2 separate regions of the Homo sapiens genome follow, and region 1 is linked to region 2. A link is an interaction called in ENCODE POLR2A ChIA-PET data of the cell type or tissue named here. Cell type or tissue: IMR-90. All regions are shown on one strand. Region 1 overlaps FGGY (FGGY carbohydrate kinase domain containing). Region 2 overlaps LOC105378751 (a long non-coding RNA gene).

Region 1 (5,000 bases), 980 kb before region 2:
GATATTTATTATCCCTTTAGCATGCAAGCTCCATGTGGCCAGGGGTGTGTATTGGATTCATGCACCACACCAAGAACTGTGCCTGGCCAGAATAGTTAATCTATAAGGATTTGTTAAATGAATCAATGAATGATTTTACCTCTCTGGGCTGTTTTTACCTACAACACTCCTGACACCAAATGTATGGGTTTTTTCCTCACACTCACCAATTCTCCAACTCTCCTGCCACCAATTGCATGACTTATAATTAAATTTGATTCAATTCTGACACTGACCCCAGTTAGTTAGTGTCAGACCCCACAGCTTCAGGGCTCAGTCCAGCAAGACTGCCCACACTTCAGATGCCAATCACAAGTCCTGGGTCTCCTGTATTTCTGACCAACTGACCGCAAATTGGAGGTTTCCACAAACTCCACCCCCCAAGGCTTGATAATTTGCTAGAATCGGCTTATGGAGTTCAAGACAACGGTTGACTTACTATTACCAGTTTATTATAAAGGATAAAATTCAGGAACAGCCAAATGGAAGAGATACATAGAGCAAGGTATGAGGGGAGGGAGGTGCAGTGGTGCAGTGAGCTTCCATGCCTCCTCCAGGCATGCCATCCTCTCAATACCTCCCTGTGTTCACCAATCCAGAAGCTGTCTAAACCCCATCATTTAGGGGTTTTTATGAAGGTTTCATTACTTAGGTATAATTGAGTAAATCATTGGCCATCGGTGATTGACTCAATCTCTAGCCCCTTTCTCATTCTGGAAGGTCAGGGGAGGGGCTGAAAGTTCAACCCTCTAATCATGCCTTGGTCTTTCTGGTGACCAGCCCCCATCCTGATGCTACGGAGGGGTTCTCAGCCATCAGTCATCTCATTACCATACACATGGAGCTTAATCTAAGCTCCATAAAAGTGAAGTCCTTGGCTTTCCTTTCTTTGAAGTATCCCTAGCTTTTAGCAGGGATTCCAAGAATTTTAGAAGCTGTGTGCCAGGAACTAGGGACAAAGACCAATATTTATTTTTTAACACGTCCTTGCAACAGTGTTCCATCGCTTTTTGAATAAAACTCAAATGTCATAGGGTGGACTAGAACTTCAGGATGGAGTTTATGCAGATGTCTCCAGTCTCATCTCATGCCCTGCTTACTGGGCTGGCCATGCTGGGAACACACTGGCCATCTTGCTGCTGGCTGAACATGCCAACCTTCCTCCTGCCTAAGGCCTTTCTGAATCTCTCAGGAATGGTCTTCTCCAGGATCTTTGACTGTCTGGCTTTTTCCATATGATTTAGGTTCTCTTCAAACATAATATTGAAAAGACTGCCCTTGGCCACTCTTAGCAGAAGCAGTGCACTCTCCTAAACATCTATGACATCATCTCATTTTCTTTTCCTCATAACCCTTGATAGCACATCATCATCTGAAATTATATTTTTAATTGTTTATTGTCTGCCTGCTTCTCTGTGGTCCTCACCTCTGCTCTCCTCCCTCCTGAATCTAAGCTCCATGAAAGTGGAGTCGTTGGCTTTCCTTTCTTTGAAGTATCCCTAGCTTTTAGCAGGACATTTGTTAAATGTAAGGTGAAAGTGCAAGTTTATTGAATGCCTATTTTACGCAAGGTACTGGTATACAGATCTTGCCTCCCTTGATCCTCACTAACAGTCTCTGAGGAAGGTCTTATTATTTAAATTTACAATGAGGAAATAAAGGCTCAGAGAGGTTAAGTACTTGCTTAAGCTAGTAAAGGGCTAAGCCAGGATTTGAAACTTGCTTTAGCTCATGAATAAGACCAGGCCCATTCCTTAAGAAGCTCACAGTCAACAGGCAGATCTCCAGCTTTAGTTCATGACAATTTATTTTCTTCTGATGACTTTGGGGCCCTGTAAAGCCCTAAAAGCCTGCTTTCTTCACTGTCAAAGACAAATTCAATTATGGTCATTATATTGTGCTTACAAAGGCAGGAAGGTGGATTCACTGATGTATAGAATGACTGTTCATATTAATTATTGAAACAAACAAAATTACTGCCAGCTGTATGACCCTGAGCAAGACCCTTCCCCTCCCTGGGACTCACTTTCTTTATCAGTAGAATGAGGGGGTTGGAGTAAATTATCTCTGAAGTCTTTGCCAGCTCTGCAATCTGTTGGTTTTGTGCACATGTGGTTTTCTGATTAACTCTCAGTTGACAAGTTACTCCTTATTCCTCACGGTACATTCTATTAGGGTTTTGCTCAGCACACTCCGACAGAGAATATACCCACAGTGTTTTCCTAGCAAGGGAAAGTTTCATTCCGATTCAGTCATGGGCAAATACGGCACAGGGGAGTGGTTTTATACTAGGTAAGGCCATCAACCTCTGTTGTGATACTCTGAGATGGGGTCCTAATATATGGCCTGGCTGCAAAAGAGTTGGATCCAAACATGAATAGGGAGCAAGTATTCATCCCATCTACATGAGTTTGACTTACTTCTTATGGATTTCTCAAAGTAAAAATAGGAAGCTTCTTGCTAAAAGCATCAGACAGATGATAGGTTCCAAAACTGCAAGCTGTCACTCATCTAATAATCTATTGTTGACTGGAAAAAAATATGATCTTGCTGATATGTGAGGCTGAGAAGGTATATAGTACTGCCGTGAGCTGTAATTAAATAATAGTAACTCAATAACAATAATTATAATGGCAACTGATATTTGTTGAGTACTTACTATGGCCTAGCACTATATTATTAAATACGTTACCTAGTTTGTATTCCCAGTTCAAAGACAAGAAAACATATGGCTTTGGAACCTATACTTTTAAACATTTGCTGTGAAACAAAGACTTCAGTGATATTTAGATCATAATCCAAACCCTAGTTCTGCCATGAACATCCTGAGTCTCAATTTCCTCATTTTAAAAATGGAAATTTTAGGCTGGATGCAGTGATTCACACCTGTAATCCCAGCACTTTGGGAGGCTGAGGTGGGAGGATCGCTTGAAACGAGTTTGAAACCAGCCTGGGCAAGATAGGGAAACCCTATCTCAACAAAAACATAAAATAAAAATTAGCCAGGTGTGATGGTACGTGTTTGTAGGCCCAGCTACTCAGAAGGCTGACTGAGATAGGAGGATCCCTTGAGTCTGGGAGGTTGAGGCTGAAGTGAACCTCGATTGTGCCACTGCTCTCCAGCCTGGGCGACACAGTAAGATGCTGTCTCAAAAAAAGGGAAGTTTTAATACCTATTTTATAGGCCTATTGGATGGACTAAATGCTTAAAAGTGCAGATATTGTTATTATTACTATGTACCTATCAACTGAAATAAACTTTATTTTCCCAGAAACTTTATTGAAAGGTAAGTGTTGCCATGTGTGTATGTTTCAGGTGGGTTGGGGAAGGTGATAACAGTCATTATTCTCAGGCCTCCTCATTATCATTTCCAGACAAGTATTCCTGCAGTTGCAGGCAAAAAAGCCTGTTCCTCTGAGGTTTATGCCACCTAATGATGGAGATACAATGACACATGTCTCCCCTGCATCTCACTGCTGTCACTGTCAGCCTCTTGTTTCTGTCCCTATGTTAAATGAGGCTAAGGCTCCTAGATCACAAGCCTCCCTATCTACCTGGAGGTTTATCATTGTCCTGGACAACTTCAGCATCTGCTCATAAGACCCATCCAATGTTCCACTGTTAGACGGTTTCAAAATGTTTCCACCTCCGGGACCTTCATCTCCATTTCACTTCAATACTCCCACAGCCCCCCTTGAGACTGCTATACTTATGAATATTACAATATACCAACAGCCACTTTCTGAATTCCATTGCCCTTCAGTCCAATTCTCTCATGTACTCTATCATTCTTAGCAAATGTCCTTCTCCACTTTAAAGCAACTTCCAGAATCTCCATCACTTCATTTTCTTTCAATTCATGTGCCCTGTCTGGCTCTAATTTCTTCCATAGCTAGCTTAGAGTCCATCATCTTTTGTGTCATTTACCGACAAGAATCTGCAATATTCTCTTAACTGCCCAATTCAATAGCTACCTTCAGTCCACAGAAACATTTAGCCAGGATATGCTTCACTTATGGCTACAAGGGACAAAATCTGCTTCGGAAGGAGCAGGCCAATGGGAGACTGCAACTCAAGAAAGTGAAATATCATGAAAGGCCGCAGGGTCTGAACACTTTTGAAATTTGCACTGCCTGCTTCAATAGTAATTCCTTCCCATGATGATCCTTTGGCCAGCAGATCAGCAACCAAATCGACAGCAAAGAATCAAAATGTGTGATAATATTAACATAATGAATAATGATTGAGCTGCAAGGGATGTTGGTTAGTCACTAGGCCAACTGCTCTGGGTTTAGGCAGGTGAATAATCGAAGCTAAGAGGCAAGGAATCTATCCATCCATCTATCCCTCCATGCTCTTTCAAGTTCCCTGCTTTTGGATCTCCAATTCTTCTAAGCGAGAGCCATTTTGGTAGTGGGGCCTAGATATTCTGGCCTAGACTTTGGAGCTGGCCTTAGACTGTTTACGATACAGAAACCCTCTAGCCAAGCCAGAATCCATTCCAAACCAACTTCCAGAGGAAAAAGACAAGCAAAGACATCGAATCTGAAGCCAGGAGTTGAGAGGCTAAGGATGGTACCAAAGTAAGAGAAGGGCTAGAAGCCAGGAGCATAGAGAGAGCAGAGGTCAGACAGATAGAGTGACAGGTGTGGAATGCAGGTCCAAAGCAAATCACTGTAGTGCCCTTTTAAACTCTCTTTATTATGTGTTTATAATCTCTTCCATGTTCCCAAAGCTCACTGATTTTCCTCTGTCTTATCATTCAGCACACAGTAGGATAAATGTCTGTTTTCTTACGTCTCCCCACTGGACTGTGAGATGTCAAAGGGTAGAAGCCATTAACTTTCTCTGTATTCCCCAAAATTGATATAAATAATGCAAAAATGTAATAAATACATGTTGAAAGAATTAAATGAATGAGTAAATGGATTAATGAATTAATGAATGAATCAGGGGTAGG
Region 2 (5,000 bases):
TTCTTTGGCTACTCCTAGTTGCAAGGAAAGCTGGGAAATGTAGTCTTTAACATCTGTGAATGGGAGAATGAATACTGGGTAGGCAACTAGCAGTTCATACCAAAATAATATTTAATTCATGGGTTTGTGATGAGTACTGTACAAAAGTTAAAAGCACTGCTCAGGACCTGATCTTTGTAAGTGCCCGATATATGTTAGTTGTGGGGGTCTTTTTTCATTCTTGTTTGTATTAACCAGGTCATCATTTAAGAAACCAGACTTTGGTGACGGCATCTCAGGGACCTGTCAGGGAAATTGATGAGTCTCTCATCTTAGTAGGGAGAACATGGAAGAGCACAGCAGGTTATAAGAGCACCAGGCCTTGGGTTAGGGATTAAGACAGGGAAATGGTCAACACTCAAGAGGAAGGACCAACACAAAATGTCATTCTGCTGGGCTGGGCCAAGCCAGCAGGGAGAAGGAAGGAGGGCAGGCAAAGAGGCAGAATATGGCAGCTATAGGTTTTCCTGAGGTTAACTTTGTTTGAGAGATGTCATTGGCAGAGAAGATAATTCAAGAAAATATTGTGAAAGACCAGAAATTGTCCCAGTGACTGCCTCGGTTGGCACCTGTAAAAGTCAGCATCTCTTGCACTCTTAACTTTGCATCTTTCCCCTTTCTACTCACTGACCTCACTCCATCTCTGCAATGTCACCTCACCTCTTCACTTGATTTCTATCCCCACAAATCTCAGCCCTTCTTACTGCCATTGCTTTTTCCCTCTTTTATTCAGCCTGACTACTTACTTCCTGAGTACTTACCATGAGCCAGACATAATTTTTTGTACTGGGGATACAGTGGGGAATAAGATAGGCAAGGTCCCTTGTTTTATGAAGTCTATGTGATGCTTTGGCCTCTTTCCTCCTTGGAATGATGCCTTCTAGGTAATTCCTCTGGAACTTCTGGAAGCCCCCAGGATTTATCCTTTGGTATCCTGCATGCAACTCACCCACCACCTCTTTAGTCCTATTCCTGAGTATGAAATCAAACCTCATAGTCACTACAACCCAGATATTAGGGAGATGACTTAATTCTAAGTCCCACCCAGTAAAAAATCGAGACTCTTCATACCTCACTTTAGAGTTGGCTCAGAAACAGGGCAGGGTTAAGCCTATGGGTGGAGGCATTAATGGCCTCACCTGGGAAAAGCTGGAGAAGAAAACAGGTATAATTAACAAGGTAGGAGAGACCAACCTGTATAATTTCAAATATTTGGGTAGAAAAGTGAATAGCTTCTTTTGTCAGTTAGGGTTCTTGATTGCAAGCAACATAAATGGACTCTAGGTAACTTAAATAGAAGAGGTGTACTGGAAGGATATGGGGCATTGCAAATTAGATTTGAAGACGCTGAAGTATCAGGCCTCAGAAAGAACAGGATCCAAAGCAGCTCAGGGAATTTGTTTGAGTTCCATGTCTCTGTTAGAGAAAATGATCCCCAGTCATATGTCTATGCTTTTTAACCATATCCAAGAGACAAATTATTCGAAGAGAGAGGGATATTATGGTCCTAGTTTGAGTTACATTTCTACGTCTTCCCATCTGTAGCCCAAATGACAATTTCTACCAAGTCTGTAAGCAAAGGAACCTGGTAGTTTGTTCCCCAAACCAAAATTGAAGTATGCCTGCCAGAATGGGAAGTGAGTGCTGGGCAGGCAGATAACTCAGCTGTCTACCACTCCACTCTAGATAATTTTCTTATTTTCAAACCTATGGGTTTAAGAACATTTTATGAGCTTCCATAAGAATAATTCCTTCTGAAAACATTTTCAATTGTGGGAATCAAGACTGGCTCAGTCCTTAATAGTTGCAATAAACTAGATGCTTAGGCTGGGAATTTGGAGTGGGGCTGATAGAAATAACAATTATAGGTGATTTAACAATCCAAAAATATATTTTATTTTTGTATTGTTTGGGCTTTTACAATCTATTCTACATGTTTATAATTATAATTTTGTTATATTTTAAAAATCAGTAATATAGTCACATGGTTTAGTCACCTTCCTCCATCCTGCTGCCTAGAATGTGGATGTGTCATTTTGAATCATGAAGGCAAAACCCTTGGAATGGCAGAAAAGTGCACTGGAAGGAACTAGGATCTGATGACTTTATGCAATGGGGACATTATGCCAGCCCTGTCCTGTATTGCTCTAGATTTTTATGTAATAGAGAAATAAGCCACTCTCACTTGGCTTTTTTCTGTTATAGCCAAGACTAATCCTAACTGATTCCCTAAAGTTGCACCACCAATAAGTGATGGAGTCTTGATTCTAATTCAATTCCAGGGCCCGGATTTGGGTGAGAAAAGAGGGTGACCCAGAGGGCAAAATTTAAGGAGGCACTCACTTACAGGATTGTGCAAGTGCTGACTCTGTGCCTGTATGACCCTGAGAGTAGGTGCCTCCTGAAATTTTGCCCCTTAGGCACCTACCTTACCCCAGAGGCTCAGCTTCCAGAACCCAGGCTCTTTCAGCCTCAACACACTGACAGGACAAGGCCCAAGGTTGAATCAACCTATTGCTACATCACCATGAAAAAGTAACTGGACTTAGTCAGAAATTTATAATACATTTTTTTGACATTGACTATAAAATGTAAGAGTCAAAAAGTTTCTGAAGCCTCCATTCCATAGCACCCCTGCCATTCTGAGAGCTAGCTTTTATCATTTGCTGGCATGAAAGTGAAGAGCCCTTCTGAAATAACTCACCCTCTCATCCACTCTCCAAGCAGGCAATCTTGTTTATATATCATTTCTCCCACATGAATCATTTGTAGCAAGAGTACAGCTTCCACTTGTCCATGAGAAACGTTCAAAACAATCTTTTCTACTCTACATAAAACCTCAGGAGTAACAATAGGCATTCAGAATGAGGCTGCTATTTGTCAGCCTCTCAAAGTCACGGAACAAATGAAAGTAACTATGAGCCATCAAAAATCATGTTGGGAGAAAAAAAGTTCCTTCTGGTAATCGCTCATTTTTCTGAGCCCCCACCACCCCCCGCCTTCTTCAAAACTGGCTTTTATATTATGCTTCCAGCAGAAACCTCTCTAGTTCCTTCTGCTTCTAGTTCCAAGGTGTTATTTTCACATAAAGCTTCCTGAGATCTGTGCAGAGTCATCATAGGGAGAGGTAGAGGGCTAGTGTGGGGTGCAGGGTTAATTGCCATTTGCATCTTAGGGATCAGAACCCTAAGTGAAAGGTTAGGGGAAAAGGTAGAGTCATTTCTTAATATTTCGTTTATTTGATATGCTGAATTTGTGTTGAGTTCCACAAAGAATTTCCAAAGAATAAATTTTCTGCAGAATCCCTGCAAACCCTTTGAGAATAGAGAAAGGGTAGGGAAGAGACAGGGGCTGGAGAAGTCAACATAAGTAGAGAATGTGGTCTAGATGGTGGCTCGTGAATATCAGACCCTATCCCAAAGGCTTTACGTTAATCCTCACAGCCCACCTTCAAGGTGTTTTTAATCTTCATTTTACAGGTGGGGAAAGTGAAGCTTGGAGAGATTAAGTAACTTGTCAAAAATCACACAACAAAGAATGGCAAGCAGAGATCCAAACTCAGATGAATCTGACTTGGTATCTTTGCTCTTTCAGGTGTTGCCTCGTTGTCTGTGAAAGCTCAGTCAATTTCTTGTTAGAGGAAAGATCAGCATGATGTGAGGAATCAGGCGATTAAGGATCTTGTCCCAGCAGGAGACAGAGCAAAGCTTTCCATTTCCCTGGACCTCAGCGTTCTCATCCGTGTAATGAAAGAGTAGGGCTAGATGGTTCTTAAAGTACTTCTGCTCTCTGATGTATGAGTGTCCATGTCTACATTCATTAAAGGCATCCAACAAAAGAATTAAAATAACAGGAAGGGTGAGCCACAGGCAGGATCCCTCCCTGTGGGTCAGGAGTCCAGGAAATGCCAGAGATAGCCACTGCAGGATAAATAAACTGAGCTTGATATTTTTTGCACTCTCTCATTTTCTCATCACCTTCTTCAGCCCTTGTCTCTACCATCCAGGTATCCTGGCCCTGGCTTTACCACCTTTAGTGCTCCCTCCCACTCGTAGTACCCTATGTGGGCCTTCTTGGATGCCTGCAATGCTGGTTAAAAGGTATAACTTTTTATCTAGCCAAATGGATAGCTATTTTTTGCAAATTATAAGAAGCTGCCCCTCCCACCTGGGTAGACATGACCCTACATGGGGATATGTGTCTTGGCAAGCAGAGAATGGGCTGACTTTCAGCTTCTGCCTTTGTTAATTAGCCAGATGCCCTGGTGTAGTACACAACTCACACAACTGTACACAGCAGTCTTAGAACAAAGCCAAGTGGTGATTCATTTTAGTGAATGGTATTCCATCCATCCAATTATGCATGGCAGAGAGGAACCTAGAAGATATGTTTGACTCTTTTCTTTTTTTCTCCTCCATGTTCAGCCCATTATATTGTTGATTTAGCTCCTATTTATCTCTCAGATTTTTTCATTGCCCTCCATCACCAGCATCCTAGTCAAAAGAACATCATCTTCCTTCTGAACTCAACACTAGCTTGCTAACCGGCCTCCCCCCATGTACTCTGTCCTGCCTTGTGTTCATTCCCATTATTGCAGCCAGAAGATATATGAACTCAACTGTTTTAACACAGAGAGCAGGTTGGAGGATCTTTCCAAAATATAAATATGATCATCACCCTTTCCTGCTTAAAAATTCTCAGCAACTTCTCTTGACTCTTAGGATAAAGACAAGATTCTTTGACTGGGCCTGCTATATCATCAAACCCCTTCTTACTCCTCCAGCTTCATCCTGCATCACCTTCCTTTCATCTCTCTTCTCTCCAGCTCTTCTGGAAAGGAGCCCACACACATGTTATTTCCTCCACCTGGAACCTGGTCTCCCTCCACCTGTTAACTGCTATTCACACCAGGAAGCCTCATGCCTCAGTAAGGCCTTCCCTGATCCTTCTGACATGGCCAA

Evidence for each region. ChIA-PET counts read pairs that join two places held together with the same protein. Peaks named below come from ENCODE experiments on the same cell type or tissue, not always from the same donor. Only the 100,000 strongest peaks of a DNase experiment are listed, where the experiment ranks them.
Region 1: POLR2A ChIA-PET joins it to region 2 with 15 read pairs; 7 of 35 experiments call an interaction of 5 or more read pairs at or near these places.

The regions. Positions count from the first base shown.
Region 1 is chr1:59,744,696-59,749,695 of GRCh38, reverse strand. The region is part of intron 14 of FGGY (FGGY carbohydrate kinase domain containing); the gene reads right to left. Among named protein-coding and RNA genes, the nearest start is that of MIR4711, 14 kb to the right of the region's middle. In IMR-90, no CTCF peak of the experiment used is centred here; no DNase peak of the experiment used is centred here.
Region 2 is chr1:58,762,298-58,767,297 of GRCh38, reverse strand. It overlaps LOC105378751 (a long non-coding RNA gene), which reads right to left. Exons shown (of 4, transcript XR_007066137.1): 1 at 1,111-5,000; 2 at 801-1,011. Among named protein-coding and RNA genes, the nearest start is that of JUN, 19 kb to the left of the region's middle. In IMR-90, no CTCF peak of the experiment used is centred here; DNase peaks (open chromatin) are centred at 2,807, 3,897 and 4,327; H3K4me3 peaks cover 310 bases; H3K27ac peaks cover 2,698 bases.